Regions from separate parts of the Homo sapiens genome. Here region 2 is linked to region 1. The links are chromatin contacts, found by Hi-C or POLR2A ChIA-PET in ENCODE. All regions are on one chromosome and are shown on one strand. Each heading gives the region's core, a stretch centred on a gene start or an enhancer-like site at or near the end of the contact. The rest is flanking DNA. Distances are from core to core; before and after follow the strand shown.

Region 1 (6,731 bases), core at 1,587-4,086:
CAACTGGAGTCTGGAAGAATGGGGAAGCTGGGGTGGGGGAGGATTTGGTTGGGAGGAAAGGTTTCCCAGAAGATGGTCATGCTCTGGGGCTAGGGGCTGGGACCAGTGGCAGGGACTGGAGGGTGGGGGTGTTGGTTGCATCCCCAGGGGCTTCAGACTGCAGATCCAAAGGAGCTCCACCTGAGATCTGGTCAGAGGGGCGGCTGGGCCTGCCTGCAAAGTGGCTCTGCTAAGTTAGTCGTGTGTGTGTGTGTGTGTTTCTGTGTGTGTGTGTTTCTGTGTGTGTGTGTGTGTGTGTGTGTGTGTGGTCAGAGTCTTTTGTGAACTGTCCCTGGATATTGGGGCTCAATTGCTACCCAGTGTGGCCAGAGGAGGAGTCAACATGGAAGCAGCCTGTAGGCCCTGTAATTCCAAAGGCTTACACAAGCCCTCTGTTTGGAATGAAATCTACCAACTGGCTGCTGCTGCCTGAAATTCCACCAGCCTAGCTTCAGCTTTTCCACTCGGTGAGGCAGGGTCGTATAGTACTGTGCAGACCCTGCCCTACCCTACCCTGTCCAGCCTCCCAGGGTTGCTGCGGGTGGAACAAAATTCAGTCTACTCCTAAATTCTTGGAGGCATGCCTCATGTGTGGCTAATACACAGATTCTGTGGTTGGACCTCTGGGTTCCCTTCCTGGCTGGCTGGGAGATCTTAACTATGTTATGTAACCTCTCTGGGTTTTTGTTTCCTCATCTATAAAATAGAAACAATAATAGACCCTGTTGTATACTGTTGTTCTGAAAATTAAATGAGATGATGATAAATGCTAAAAAAAAATGAGCTACCATTTAGGTATTGTGAGGTTTTGATCTCTGTTAAAATAGCGGTCAGGTGTGGTGGCTCACGCCTGTAATCCCAGCACTTTGGGAGGCCAAGGCAGGGGGATCACCTGAGGTCAGGGGTTTGAGACCAGCCTGGCCAACATGGTGAAACCCCGTCTCTACTAAAAATACAAAATTAACCAGGAATGGTGGTGCATGCCTGTAATCTCAGCTCCTCAGAAGGCTGAGGCAGGAGACTCGCCTGAACCCAGGAGGCAGAGGTTGCAGTGAGCCGAGATCGCGCCATTGCACTCCAGCCTGGGAGACGGAGTGAGACTCCAGCAAAAAAATAGAAATAGCAAGTTCTTAAGGAGATGGGCTCTCGCTTAAGACTAATTGTATCTCAGTATAAGTTACTTTTTGATGTTTGGCCAGGAACAGGTTTTTTTGTTTGTTTGGTTGGGTTGTTTGTTTGAGACAGAGTCTGACTCGGCCACCCAGGCTGGGGTGCAGTGGCATGATTATGGCTCACTGCCGCCTCGACCTCCTGGGCTCAAGTGATCCTCCCACCTCCTAAGTAGCTGGAACTACAGAGATGTGCCACCGTGCCCGGCTAATTTTTGTATTTTTAGTAGAGACAGTGTCTCGCTATGTTGCCCAGACTGGTCTTGAACTCCTGGGCTCAAGTGATCCATCTGCCTCAGGCTTACAGGCATGAGTCACCATGCCCGGCCTAGGAACAGGTTTTGATGGTGGGAGAATAGGCACAAGCACAGCGGAAAATGCCTGGACTGAGCTTCAGGAACGGATGCTCGAACCTCCGCTCTTAGCTGACTGGCTGGTGGTCTTGGGCAAATCATTTGCTTCCTCTGGGCCTCAGGCTTCACTTCTGACTGCTGAGATATGGGCTAGTAAGGATCTGAGGGGATCATGGGTGTGACAAAGCTCCTTACTGGCTTGTCACCAAGAACATGGGGCTAGCAGGAGGGGCTGACACCATGGTGTCAAGGGTCAAGGAAGGGGCAGGCTGGATGAGCCCCTGGGACAGGAGAGTGGGCTAACCTGAGACCCTTGCGTGTAATCCTCCAGAATAAAATCTCTTAGAGTCTAAGAGTGCTTGAAAGATAAAAGCCACAGTTCTTGAAAAATGATTGTTTACTGTTATTTACTATGTACCATGGGTGCTTTAAGTTCTTTACGCATCAACAACTCCATGAGGTGAGTACTGTTATTAGCATTTTGCAGATGGGAAACTGAGGCACAGAGAAGTTGGTTAAGTGAGCTTCCAAGGTCGCACACCTGGTAAGTGGCTAGATTCAAACACAGGCAGTCTGGCCCCAAAAACTGTGTGCTTAACTTCTTCGCAACATGGTCTCTCCCACACTAGATGGAGTGCCAGGGGCTCAGAAAAAGCAAGCCACCTATCCCAGAACAGACAGCATTCATCTTTGATCCTCATCATCCCTGAAGCTTAGGTCCTGGAAGGAGGAGCCTCACTGGGTCTAGGGTCCGGGGCTCTGAGATTGGCCCTTGAACCAGCTCAACCTTTCTATTCCCCTGGCAGTAGGTCAGAGAGGATCAAGGGTGCCCTGCAGTCACTGTGGGCATGGAAGGCTCTGCCATGGCCTGATGAGTGGGCGTTGTTAGTGCCTTGGAACTTGAGTGGCTCCTAAGTGCTTGAGTTGTAATAAACTCCCACGCAGTCTGGCACACCGCCACCATTGTACAGTTAGGGGAAACTGAGGTCAGAGTGTTTAGGGAGCAGCCCAGGGTCACACAGGCAGAGGACACGCTTCATCCCTGAGCCTCCTGTCCTGCCTTCTGGGCCGCTTAGTTCTTGTGGGCTCCATAGGAAGATGAGATGTTGGGGACCCTCCCATGGATCCCTAAGGTGGCCCTGGCCTCCTCAGCCAGGACATTATTCCCAATATGGGGCCCTTTGGGAGGGCACATGGAGTTGGGGGATGGGGAGAGTACTGATTAAAAAATAGACTGTCACGCGCACGGAGAACAAGCATGCCACCACCCAACCTGAGCCAGTTGGCTCCCCCATGCCTGGCTGCCAGGCCCCACTCAGGTCTCCTGCTGGGGGCCCCGCCCACCATACCCTGGCTCTGGGCCTGAGGCTGAATGCTCCCATCCACCCTCTCCTCTCCCTCCTCCATCCCTGCCCAGCCTCCAGGCAGATGGTGCTCTTACTGAGCTTGGGTGGGCCTGAAGCTCAGCTGTGGACTTTAAGCTGTGCCAGGGGTGTCTGGCATCCCCACACACTGGCTGTGTGGCCTTGAATGAGCCCTTTCCCTCTCTGGGCCTCAAACATTGACAGAGTAATGCTGTCAATCAAAGTTCTTTCCCAGATTTCTTCTCTCATTTAGACCTGACAGACACTGCAGGAGACCCCACTCAGAGAGGTGACCTGCAGTGGCCACTCAGCTAGGGTGCAGCAGAGCAGAGGCCAGTACCCAGATAATTGTGCAAATCCCAATCCTGTACAACTCCGGGTGAGTGAGGTCACATGGGAGCATGAAGGCAGGAGGCTTTGCAGTCATGATGTGAGCAGTGTTTCATGCATTTGCTCTTTTACTTAGTCAACAAATGTTTATTCAGGCCCAGCTATGGCCGAGGCACAGGGGCATGGACATAGCCAAGGTCCCTGCCCTGCGGGGACAGGCAGACTGACGTGAAAACAAATCCTTATGGAATTACAAAGCTGATGAGCGTTTAGGGAAGAGGCAGAGAGTGTTGTGGCAGGAGAATGTGACCTCTGAGGGCCTTGGGACCTGTGAACAGACCTGAAGGATGAGAAGTGTGGTCAGAAAGGTGCAGCCAAGGGGGCAAGGGAAGAAAGAGCTCTAGGAAAAGGAGCAGCCAGTGCAGAGGCCCTGAGGGGAGAAAGTGCTGGGCTGGCCGAGCACTAGAAAGAGGGTCAGCATGGCTGGAGCCTGGCAGGCTGGGAGGTGAAGCACCACGACGGGAGCTGCAGCGCAGGGGTCAGGGCAGTGGGGCTGGTGGTACAGGGCCTGGAGCCTGCGAAGGGGCTTGAGGCGGATCATAGGAAAGAGGAGCATGCTGGTGCTGATCTAGGAGGTGGGTCTTTGCTCCTTTCCTTTCCTCTTTCCCTTGGATGTCCACCCTGATAGTGCTATCGACAGACCCCATTCATGCCCCCCCAGCCACTTCTTGAGGTGGCTAAATGCAGAGTCTGGGGCCCTCTCTCCCCCATCTCTTCAAGGAGGGTTATGGAGGCCCAGCAGGCCTCAGATGCAAGCTGGTGAGAGTGCGTTCCTGGGCAGGAGGCTGCGGTCACTCAAGCTGAGTGCCCCTGTTCAGGTGAGTTCTTATTTCCTTTTATTCCCTGTGGGAGTCTGTGGACAAAGGAGGGTCAGCTTGTGTCTGAATGAAGGCCGCCCCAGACCTACTTCCACTGCCTGTAACGGCTGCCTGTCCCCTGTTCCATTCCAGGCACCAACCCCCAGCCAACCCTGGAGCCAAAACCCCGGGATGGCAGGCAGGAGGCTTGCATCCTGAGCCCAGCTCTGCTGTACGCTCTAGGGCACACCCCTTTTTCTCCCTGGGCATCAGTTTCCCCATCTCTATTATAGATAAATACTCTAATTTTTCTACACTCGGTGTATGGCCCATGGATGCAGTATCAGCATCACCCAGAAACTTGTTAGAAATGCAGAATCCCAGGCCTCCTCATCCCAGACTTCCTGAATTACAATCTGCATTTTGACAACATTCCTGAGTAATTTCCATGTACTTTAAATTATGAGAAGCGCTATTCTAGGTCAGTTATTTTTAAACTTAAGATAAATGAAAATCTATAGCATATTTTTCCTTCTCTAAAGCTTTACATATAAACACATAAGAGGGCACCCACCCACTGTATATTTATTCATCCCATGAACAAGGAGGGGGAGGAGTGTGGAGGGGTAAGTTAGAGGCACAGGCTTTATTAGGATGGGCGTCAGGAGGAGGAAAAGATAAAACAGGCTGGTGGAGGGGCAGGTGCCATCTGCTCACCCCCTGAGAGCTTCTGACAGTTGGCCTCTAAGGGCCCTTTCGGCTCTGCCCTCCAGGCTCCTCTGCTTTATGGGTTTGGAGAAGGAGTGCTTGATGGTCCATAGCCCAGTGACGTCTTTCCCTGCTTGTCCCTATCTTGCTGTCCTGCCCTCTTCCCCTTGGAATCCCTGAAAGAGTAGCCGGTGCTATTCTTAGTGTGACAGGGTGGTGAGGAGAGAACATACTAGTGCATTATTTATGTTTGTGAGTCAACAGGATTACATTCGGGACTCCCAGAACACCGCCCTCCTAGCGTGGCCTTCATCACAGCCATGGCAGGTGGTCCACTATGTGCAGAGGGGAGGGCAATTTCCCAGGACCTAGAAACCATTCCTTCTGGCCCTGATCGTCCCTGCTCAGAGTCCCTACCCCTCGACCTGGGAAATGACTCATGAAATACCATGGTCAGTTAGGACTAGGAAAGAGCTGCTTTGGCCATATCATTTCCTTGCATCATGCATTCAGCATATATTTATTGAGCACATATTACATGCTGTAGGTGTGGGTGCATGGGTGGGGGAAACAGGGTTCCTGCCTTCCAGGAGCTCACACTTTAGCCAGAGAGCTAATGTGCAGTAGTATAGGTTTCAGGCCTTTGCCTGTGTGAGAGCTGATCTGAGCAATAACATAGCAGAGTGGGAATTAAGAATCTTTTAGAGGAAACTGAGGCTCCGCACATATAAGGCTTGCTAAAGGTCACCATAGCTAGTGATCAGGTTGAACTCAGATTAGTTAGAATAAAACAACTATTTTAGAGCAGATGGTAGTGTGTAGCGTTAGGGCTCTGGGAACTCCCTGCACTGCCAGTGAGAGGGGTCTTGTGGCTGGAAGGAAATTAACTGGTTGAGGTTGTCCTGTTCTCCAGAGGCATGGAGAAGTCATGTGTGCTCAGAGTTTTCATAAACCTGGAGTGGTAGGACAGTTACACTGGGGGCTGGGAGTCAAAATCACATGGGATGAGAGGATAAGGCCCCGAGGTGGGGCACCTCATGAGGCTGTGCCAATGGCTCTGGCTAGGAGCCAATGAACCATGTGCAGTGAGATCCTGGGCAGGTCCCTTGCCCTTTCTCTGCCTCAGTTTTCTAGTCTGTAAAATGGTGTAACAATCCTTGCTCTGTCTCTATCTCTGATGGATGAAAAGTGCTAGGAAAACTATAAAAGTGTTGTGCATATTCAAGGAATGCTATAAAATTACCGTATATAATTATCATAGGCTGTGTGCGGTGGCTCATTCCTATAATCTCAGCACTTTAGGAGGCCAAGGTAGGAGGATTGCTTGAGCTCAGGAGTTCAAGACCAGCCTGGGAAACATAGTGAAAACGCACCTCTATTAAAATAAAAATTAAAAAAAAGACAATTATATAAATATATTTTATTAAATGTATTTTTATTAACATTATGGAGTCTTACTGTGTGAAAGTCTGTATTCCAGACATTTTCTTGTGTTCACTAACTTACACACTTAGTTATAAGATCATGGACTCTAAAGCCCAGTGGGTTCCCAACCTGGCTGTACACAGAACCCCTTCGGGAGCCTGTTAAGGTGTATATTCTGTGGTTCCTCCGGTCTAGGATAAAGCCCAGGAATCTGCATCTTGACCACATTCCCTGAGGGATTCTGAAGCACCTGCAAGTTTCTGATCTGGACCAGAGAGGGGAAGGAACTTGCCAGAGGCCTCACATTGAATTGCAGACCAGGTTGAGGCTAAAACCCAGATCTCCAGCTCCTGGCCTGGTCCTTTCCCTCTACTGTTCAGTTGCCTCCAAGTGCCCTAGAGGAATGAAGGTGGAGATGACTTTGGTGACACGTGAGGATGCTGGTGGTGGTGCTAAGGTGTATGGTGCTATGGTAGGCATTTCATA
Region 2 (6,831 bases), core at 1,390-3,889, 580 kb after region 1:
AGCAGGAATGTCATGGGTAGAAGCTGCTGGCGTGTCATCTACAGCCTTGGAGGACAGGATTGTGGCCAAGCATGAGGAGGTTCCAGAAGTTTCAGTTCAGTATGAAGAAAAATTTCAGAACCATCACAAACTGGTAGGCTGCCTCATTGGAGGGTGGGGAATCGTGGTGGAAGTGAGCGCTCCATCATTAGTAGCATGCAAGAAGAGGTTGGAGAGTCAAACTTCATGCTGTAGATTGGACTGGTGATCTTTTAGAACCCTGAACTCTAACAGTCTATAATTCTAAAAAGCATCACTGATGTTCGGCAAGTGAAAGCCTCTGGTAAGCATAAAGAAATTATCTACTACATGGCATGTAAAGACCACCAGCATTAATGGAACCTCAGGGAGCTCTGTTGAATGCTATTCAGGGAGCAGCATTTTGGGGTGAATGGCTGTAGTCACATACTCAAGCCTTTGGGATAGACCCCTAAACTTCCCTCAAATTATTTTTTATTTTTTATTTTTTGAGACGGAGTCTTGCTCAGTTGCCCAGGCTAGAGTGCAGTGGCGTGATCTCGGCTCACTGCAAGCTCTGCCTCCTGGGTTCACGCCATTCTCCTGTCTCAGCCTCCTGAGTAGCTGGGACTACAGGTGCCCACCACCATGTCCGGCTATTTTTTTTTTTTTGTATTTTTTGTGAAGATGGGGTTTCACCATGTTAGCCAGGATGGTCTCAATCTCCTGACCTAGTGATCCACCCGCCTCGGCCTCCCAAAGTGCTGGGATTATAGGCGTGAGCCACCATGCCCGGCCAACTACCCTCAAATTCTGAGCCTCACCAGGCAAGAGTGAATTAGGCAGAAGCAACTTGGATAGAAGCCGCCCAGCTATTCCCTACCTTGGGAATCCTAGTAGGATGGAAGGTAAGAGTAGCCCTGAGGGAGGTTCAGCCTGTCCTGCAGAGACTTGAGCTAGCCCTCTTTGGGAGCCATCACTCCATTCTGTTTGTCAGCCTTCAAGGCTTGTGTATTTCTGATTAAGTGCTTTGTGTCCTCATTGTTCCTGCTTAACTTAGAGAATTTAGTAATTAAAGAAGACTCCTTAAGAGTTCACCCAGCTCCTCCGTGTCCCATACATCACAGGCCTGGCTTCCTCTGAGCATGTAGTTCTATCACACCTATCCTGGCTGAGGAAGGCTTACGGGAACCCAGAGCAGGGTTGGAAGGGCCCCAGGAGGCAGCTGACTCCAATCCCCACCTCCTTTTTCCAGATAGAAAAGCTGAGGCCCAGAGGTGGGTGGGCAGATAACTTGTCAGAAGCTGCAAAGCAGGGAAGCAGAGCCCTGGGGAGAATCCAGACTCACAGCTGAGGCTAGAGTCCTTTCCGTCCCCCTGATGCCAGGGTCAGCTTTATCTGAGTAGCTGAGCCTGTAGGGGAGAGGTGATTCTAAGTCTCAAGGGGCTCAGGTCACACCCTCCTCAATATCAGAGCTGCCTTTCCGGTGTCTGGCCCAGCACCACTAGTGCTGGGATCTAAGTAACCACAGTCAGAGCCTATTGGCCGAGGGTAGAGGCAGGAAGGAGGCGGGGAGTGTGGCCCAAGGGGCCCCACTCCAGGGCCTTCGGGGAGGAAGGGCGGGGCCTAAATGATCAGGGCTGTTGAGAAATGTTAGTGTTCACACCCGAATTACAGAAGCTCAGACAGAACACCATAAATACAGGCCTTAGCCTCCCCATCTCTAAGATGGGCAGAGATATTCTGCCAAAGTAATGCCTGAATTTGATGTCATTGAAACTCAAACACTGCCAGGGACATTAAAGATTTAATTCATCCCCTTCATATCATATAGTGTGTGGTCAACATTTCCTCACTGGCTGGAGGACAGTCCAATGTGATTGTACAACCAACTTAAAGTTAGAAGTGCCAGGCTGCACCACTCCGCTGCACCGGGGACACGGCCTATGCTCTGAACACCTGCAGGACCCCCAGAGCACACAAGTCAGGGGCGGATGTGGTCTCCACTGCTCCTATCTGACCAACTGATGAGGTGTCTCAGGGGAGCAAAGGACCACTTCCTTCTTAAATACCCCTGCACCTGGTGAGCCAGACCACAGCAGACAAGCATCAGAAGGGCCTTGAGTGCAAGGCCTCACTTCACAGACGATGACACTGAGGCCTAGAGAAAGCCTTTCTAATACACCTTATTTATTTTCTTCCTCCCTAGGGCTCCCGTTTTCTTGTCCCATATCAGCTTCCCAGGGTGTCTGCTAGTTCTGGTTGCCTCAGAGGGCCTGGAGCTGGCAAAAGCACTAGACATTATTTCTAGCATTTGGGTCAGCCTGGCAGGCAGGACCCTGAAGGAGCTGGACAGAAAATGGTGTCAGTAGCTGGATGGGGGTGGGGAAAGAGACAGGCTGAGGGCCCAGATACCTGTCTCCCAGTCCAATGGCAAACTGGAAGGCCAGAGCCAAGGTCCTAGCTTGCCATCTGAGGCTGAGCGCCTGGATACCTGTCTCACAGTCCAATGGCAAATTGAGAGTCCAGAGCCAAGGTCCTAGCTTGCCATCTGCTTGCTGTGTGACCTTGAGTGGACACTCTTCCTTTTCTGTGCTTCTGTACCCTCCTCTGCATGGCATGGAATTGTGCAATGGGATACGTAAGAGCCCTTCTGGTTTTGACATGCTGTGGATGGGGAAGAAGGGGCAGAGTGAGGTCATCTTGCTATCTCATCTTCTGTCGATCCTGTCCGGCTTGTTTGCTCTGGGCAGGGCAGAGGCAGTTTGACACACTCAGCTGTTAGCTCTGGTCATGGAGGGGGCTTCTCTGGAGAGCAGGAAAGGAGGGTCCCTTGCTCAGGAGGCCTGGGTGAGAACCTGGAGCCCTCCACACCATCCCCTGTTCTTCAGCAGACAGTGTAAGGGTGGTTGTAAAAGAGAGGGCGGGATTGCCTGAAAGCAGAGAATGACAGAGCTCAGCCATCTCCCAAGTTGCACGCAGCATGCTCCTAATTCTACAGTAGCACTGTGAACAGAAATAAGTACCCATTAGTGAGGACAAGGAGGATGCACAGGATGCTCAGGGCAGGACCATTTGCAGTAGGGAAATGCTGTAAACTGAGGACTGGCTGGATATACTCAGGGACATAATACTATGTCATTTCATTCATATGTTTAAGAGAGTGAAGTAGACCTTTATGTACAAAGATGGAAAGGCATTTGGTAAAATACCAATATCCAAACTAAACTATTTCTTTTCTGTCACCCAGGCTGGAGTGCAGTGGTGTATTCTTGGCTCACTGCAACGTCCACCTCCCAGGTTCAAGCAATTCTCCTGCCTCAGCCTCCCCAGTAACTGGGACTACAGGCATGTGCCACCATGCCCAGCTAATTTTTGTATTTTTAGTAGAGACAGGGTTTTACCATGTTGACCAAGCTGATCTTGAACTCCTGACCTCAGGTGATCTGCCCGCCTTAGCCTCCCAAAGTGCTGGGATTACAGGCGTGAGCCACCATGCCCGGCCAACTATTACTAATGATAAAAAAATGCATAGGAAAAAGTACCTAGAAAAGCACAAACTGATAACAGTTGTCATCTCCAGAGAATGGACTAAAATTACTGTGGTCAAGGAAGGGTAGCTTCCATTTTACATTTTACCTAAATTATTAGGATTTTTTTTTTTTTTTTTTTTTTTTGAGACTGAGTCTTGCTCTGTCACCTAGAGCGAGTGGTGTGCAGTGGTGCGATCTCGGCTCGCTGCAGCCTCTGCCTCCCAGGTTCCAGCGATTCTCCTGCCTCAGCCTCCTGGGTAGCTGAGATTACAGGCACGTGCCACACGCCCGGCTAATTTTTGTATTTTTAGTAGAGACGGGGTTTCACCATGTTGGTCAGGCTGGTCTCAAACTCCTGACCTCAGGTGATCCGCCCGCCTCAGTCTCCCAAAGTGCAGGGATTACAGGCGTGAGCCACCACGCCTGGCCAATTCTTAGGATTTTTAAAGCAACAACGCATTCAAGAATTACTTATATACAAAGAAATTAACAACAACAAGAAAAAGGTACCTCTCTTGGAACCTGAAAGCCTCCCCCAGAGTCAAGGTACAGACAGAGAAATCAAGGCTGGGGAAGAGAATAGTTAGCAAAAGAGGCAGAAGTGGACCCATTGTTAGAATGATGAATACCAGAGGTTGGGAAGGACGTGTGTGTGGGGTGCGGGGAATGAAGAAAGGCTGGTCAAACGATACAAACATACAGCCAGATGGAAGGACTACATTCTAATGTTCCATAGCAACCATGAACTGTATACTTTAAAATAGCTAGAAGAGAGGACTTGAAACGTTCCCAACACATAGAAATGATAAATACTCGAGGTGATGAAACTCCAAATACCCTGACTTGATCATTACACAGTCTATGCACCTAACAAAATATCATATGTACCTGAGAAGTATGTAAAATATTATATATCAATAAAAAATATAAAGAAGTAGGCCCCATTCTTGACTCCCAGTCCAGTGCTCTTTCCTCTACAGATGCAGCTGCTGGTGTCCAAAAGCAATGGGCCCTGTCCAGGCACCTCCTTGTTTACAGTGCTGCCTCTTCTGCTGCCAAGATGGGTTCCAAAGGGAGGCACTGGGTTCTTGCTGTCATTTTTGATTGCTGGCAACTTGGGGCTGGGGGTGAGAGGGTGGGTAAGGAGCAATTAACCTTGCGATATGAAAGTTTCCTAAAGCTGCTGTAACAAATTACCACGCACTTGGTGGCTGAAAACAACAGAAATGTATTCTCTCACAGTTCTGGAAGTTAGAAGTGTAAATTCAAGGTATCAGCCGAGCTGGCTCTTCTGGAGGCTCTGAGGGAGGATCTGTTACCTCCCTCTCTCCCAGATCCTGGTGGGTGCTGGCAATCCTTCGTTCTCTGGCTTGGGAGATGTGTCACTTCATTCCCTGCTCTTCTCCCTGTGTGTCTGTGTCCAAATTTCCCTCTTCTTGTTGGGACACCAGTCACTGGATTAGGGCCCATCCAATGTGACCTCATTTTAACTCAATGGCCCCTGCAAAGACCCTATTTCAAATAATGTCGCATTTACAGGTTCTGGGTGAATGTAAATGTAGGAGGGGACATTACTGAATCCAGTAAAGGTAACAGCTTTTCTGATGTCCAGGCCATTTCCTTAAGGAAGGCACAGGGGCAGGGTCACATGGGGCAGTAGAAAATGGCGAGGAAAGCCACAAAGGTCATTGTACACTCAGTGAAAAAAAACTCCATTGCAGAGAGGAGGAAATCTGGAAGTAGGTCAGACTGCATATCACTTGTCTTGGGGGGATGCATGGATGTGGATGGCTGTTTTAGGTATAGTACAGTGTTTGGCCTAGATGTTCTGGAAGGTTCAGATTTGAAAATAAGGTGACACAAGATAAACTATTTTTAGGGATTAAGATTCACCTTGCAAGACAAATAGGATGGCTTGTCTTCAGGTAATGGATGGGTTTAGATCTGCTAAAGATGGATGGATCTTCTCTTGCTCCTTTTCTCTGCCAAGGTGGGACAGCAGGAGCTCCCTCCCCACTGCCAGTCCTGCTGCAGTGGGGGCTCCCAGTCTGGCCCTCTCCCCTGGTCACTGGGGACGGCTCACAGTGCTGAGGGAGGATGATGCAGAGGACCGAGTGCCAGCCGTGTGGACGGAAGCCCAAGTACACCCTGAGGTGTCAGAGCCAGAACTAGGGTCATCTGAGAGGCTCTTCCTTTCGTTGGGAGGGTACTTACACTCTTCGAGTTTATTTTTTGAATATGAACATTCATGAATTTCATACTGAGACCCCTTAGAGCTCCTTTTCCAGGCAGGTCTCAGACTTCTGTTCACTGGCTGATCTATGCACCCTGAGATGTCAGGGGGCAGCCCCTCCTAACCAGAGTTTCACTGTCTTGATTTATATAGCAGCCTGTTTCTGTGCAATTAATTTAAAATTTCATCTTTTCTTCCCTTTTTATGACAAAAAAGAAACACAGTGCTGACATGAAGCACAGGTCCCAAGCCTAACAGCCAACTGAAGCAAAAATGGGAGCCCTTAGGTATCTGGGAACTCGTCAGGCTCTCAGGGGACCTACATCAGCCACCCATGAATTCAATAGAGGAAAAGAATTAAAAACATGTACATGTGCAGAAAATATATCACCAAAGGTTGTATCTCAAAGGCAGAGAGTATTGGGAATTATTCTAGTGTGTTTTAGGTTGCCAAACGCAAAAATCTGGTATTTAATCTCACAGGTCTTCCAGAGTGCCTTGTGCATGGAAGCCTGTACTGGCTTTAGCTAGGAAGATTGGTGGGCATTAGTTTCTAGGTTGGGCAAAATCATCAGCTCGGAGGCCATGTACATGCCAACATCTCCATGATGGTTGGGGCAGGGGGCTGAGTGCTGCAGAGGCAGCTTTCCTTCACGCTCCTCAACTGTCCTGCCCTTACCAACCGAGCTAGAAGATCAGATTTGCCCACTCCTCCTGACCAGGTGTCAAGGGCTGCTCCCATATTCCTTCTGCCTAGCATGCCCTCCTGAGTAACTCGCCTGCCCCATAAGTGCCTAACCCCCGCCCCCCTTCTAAACCCAGCCAAGATGCTGTCTCTCTAAGGGGCCTTCCTTGACCCCCCCGAGTCCAAAGCCACACTGGCCCCAGGTAGGAGGAAAACACAAGGGATGTTCATCAATTACCAGGGTAGGAGTGCAGACTGCAAAGAACCACGCGTCCAAACCGGTTAAATAAGCCACGGAACAGCCACAGGACATTAGGTAGCCATTAAAAAGTCCGTGTTTCCATGGACTACTTAACATGGGAAAATGCCCCCGGAAGAATATT

What was found. Hi-C counts contacts between places; a loop is a spot of excess contacts on that map. ChIA-PET counts read pairs that join two places held with the same protein, here RNA polymerase II (POLR2A). Pooled maps may share reads with other maps.
Region 2: a map with no recorded cell type shows a loop between it and region 1 (2.8-fold over the local background). The contact joins two enhancer-like sites. A Hi-C loop is called at or near these places in 1 of 37 single-sample maps with no recorded cell type and 4 of 50 pooled maps. POLR2A ChIA-PET finds 5 or more read pairs at or near these places in 1 of 52 experiments (GM10248).

Annotation. Positions count from the first base shown.
Region 1 is chr5:150,627,760-150,634,490 of GRCh38, forward strand. It overlaps a transcript of SYNPO not described here. Among named protein-coding and RNA genes, the nearest start is that of SYNPO, 9.5 kb to the right of the region's middle. Within about 2 kb of position 2,837, at least 7 of the 41 ENCODE cell types and tissues checked have a DNase peak (open chromatin) inside an H3K27ac peak, as active enhancers do.
Region 2 is chr5:151,212,757-151,219,587 of GRCh38, forward strand. The region is part of intron 1 of CCDC69 (coiled-coil domain containing 69); the gene reads right to left. It overlaps LOC105378230 (a long non-coding RNA gene), which reads left to right. Exons shown (of 4, transcript NR_160730.1): 2 at 3-133. Among named protein-coding and RNA genes, the nearest start is that of CCDC69, 7.9 kb to the right of the region's middle. RefSeq lists enhancers at 1-101, 812-861, 872-951, 1,732-1,781, 2,132-2,191. Within about 2 kb of position 2,640, at least 11 of the 41 ENCODE cell types and tissues checked have a DNase peak (open chromatin) inside an H3K27ac peak, as active enhancers do.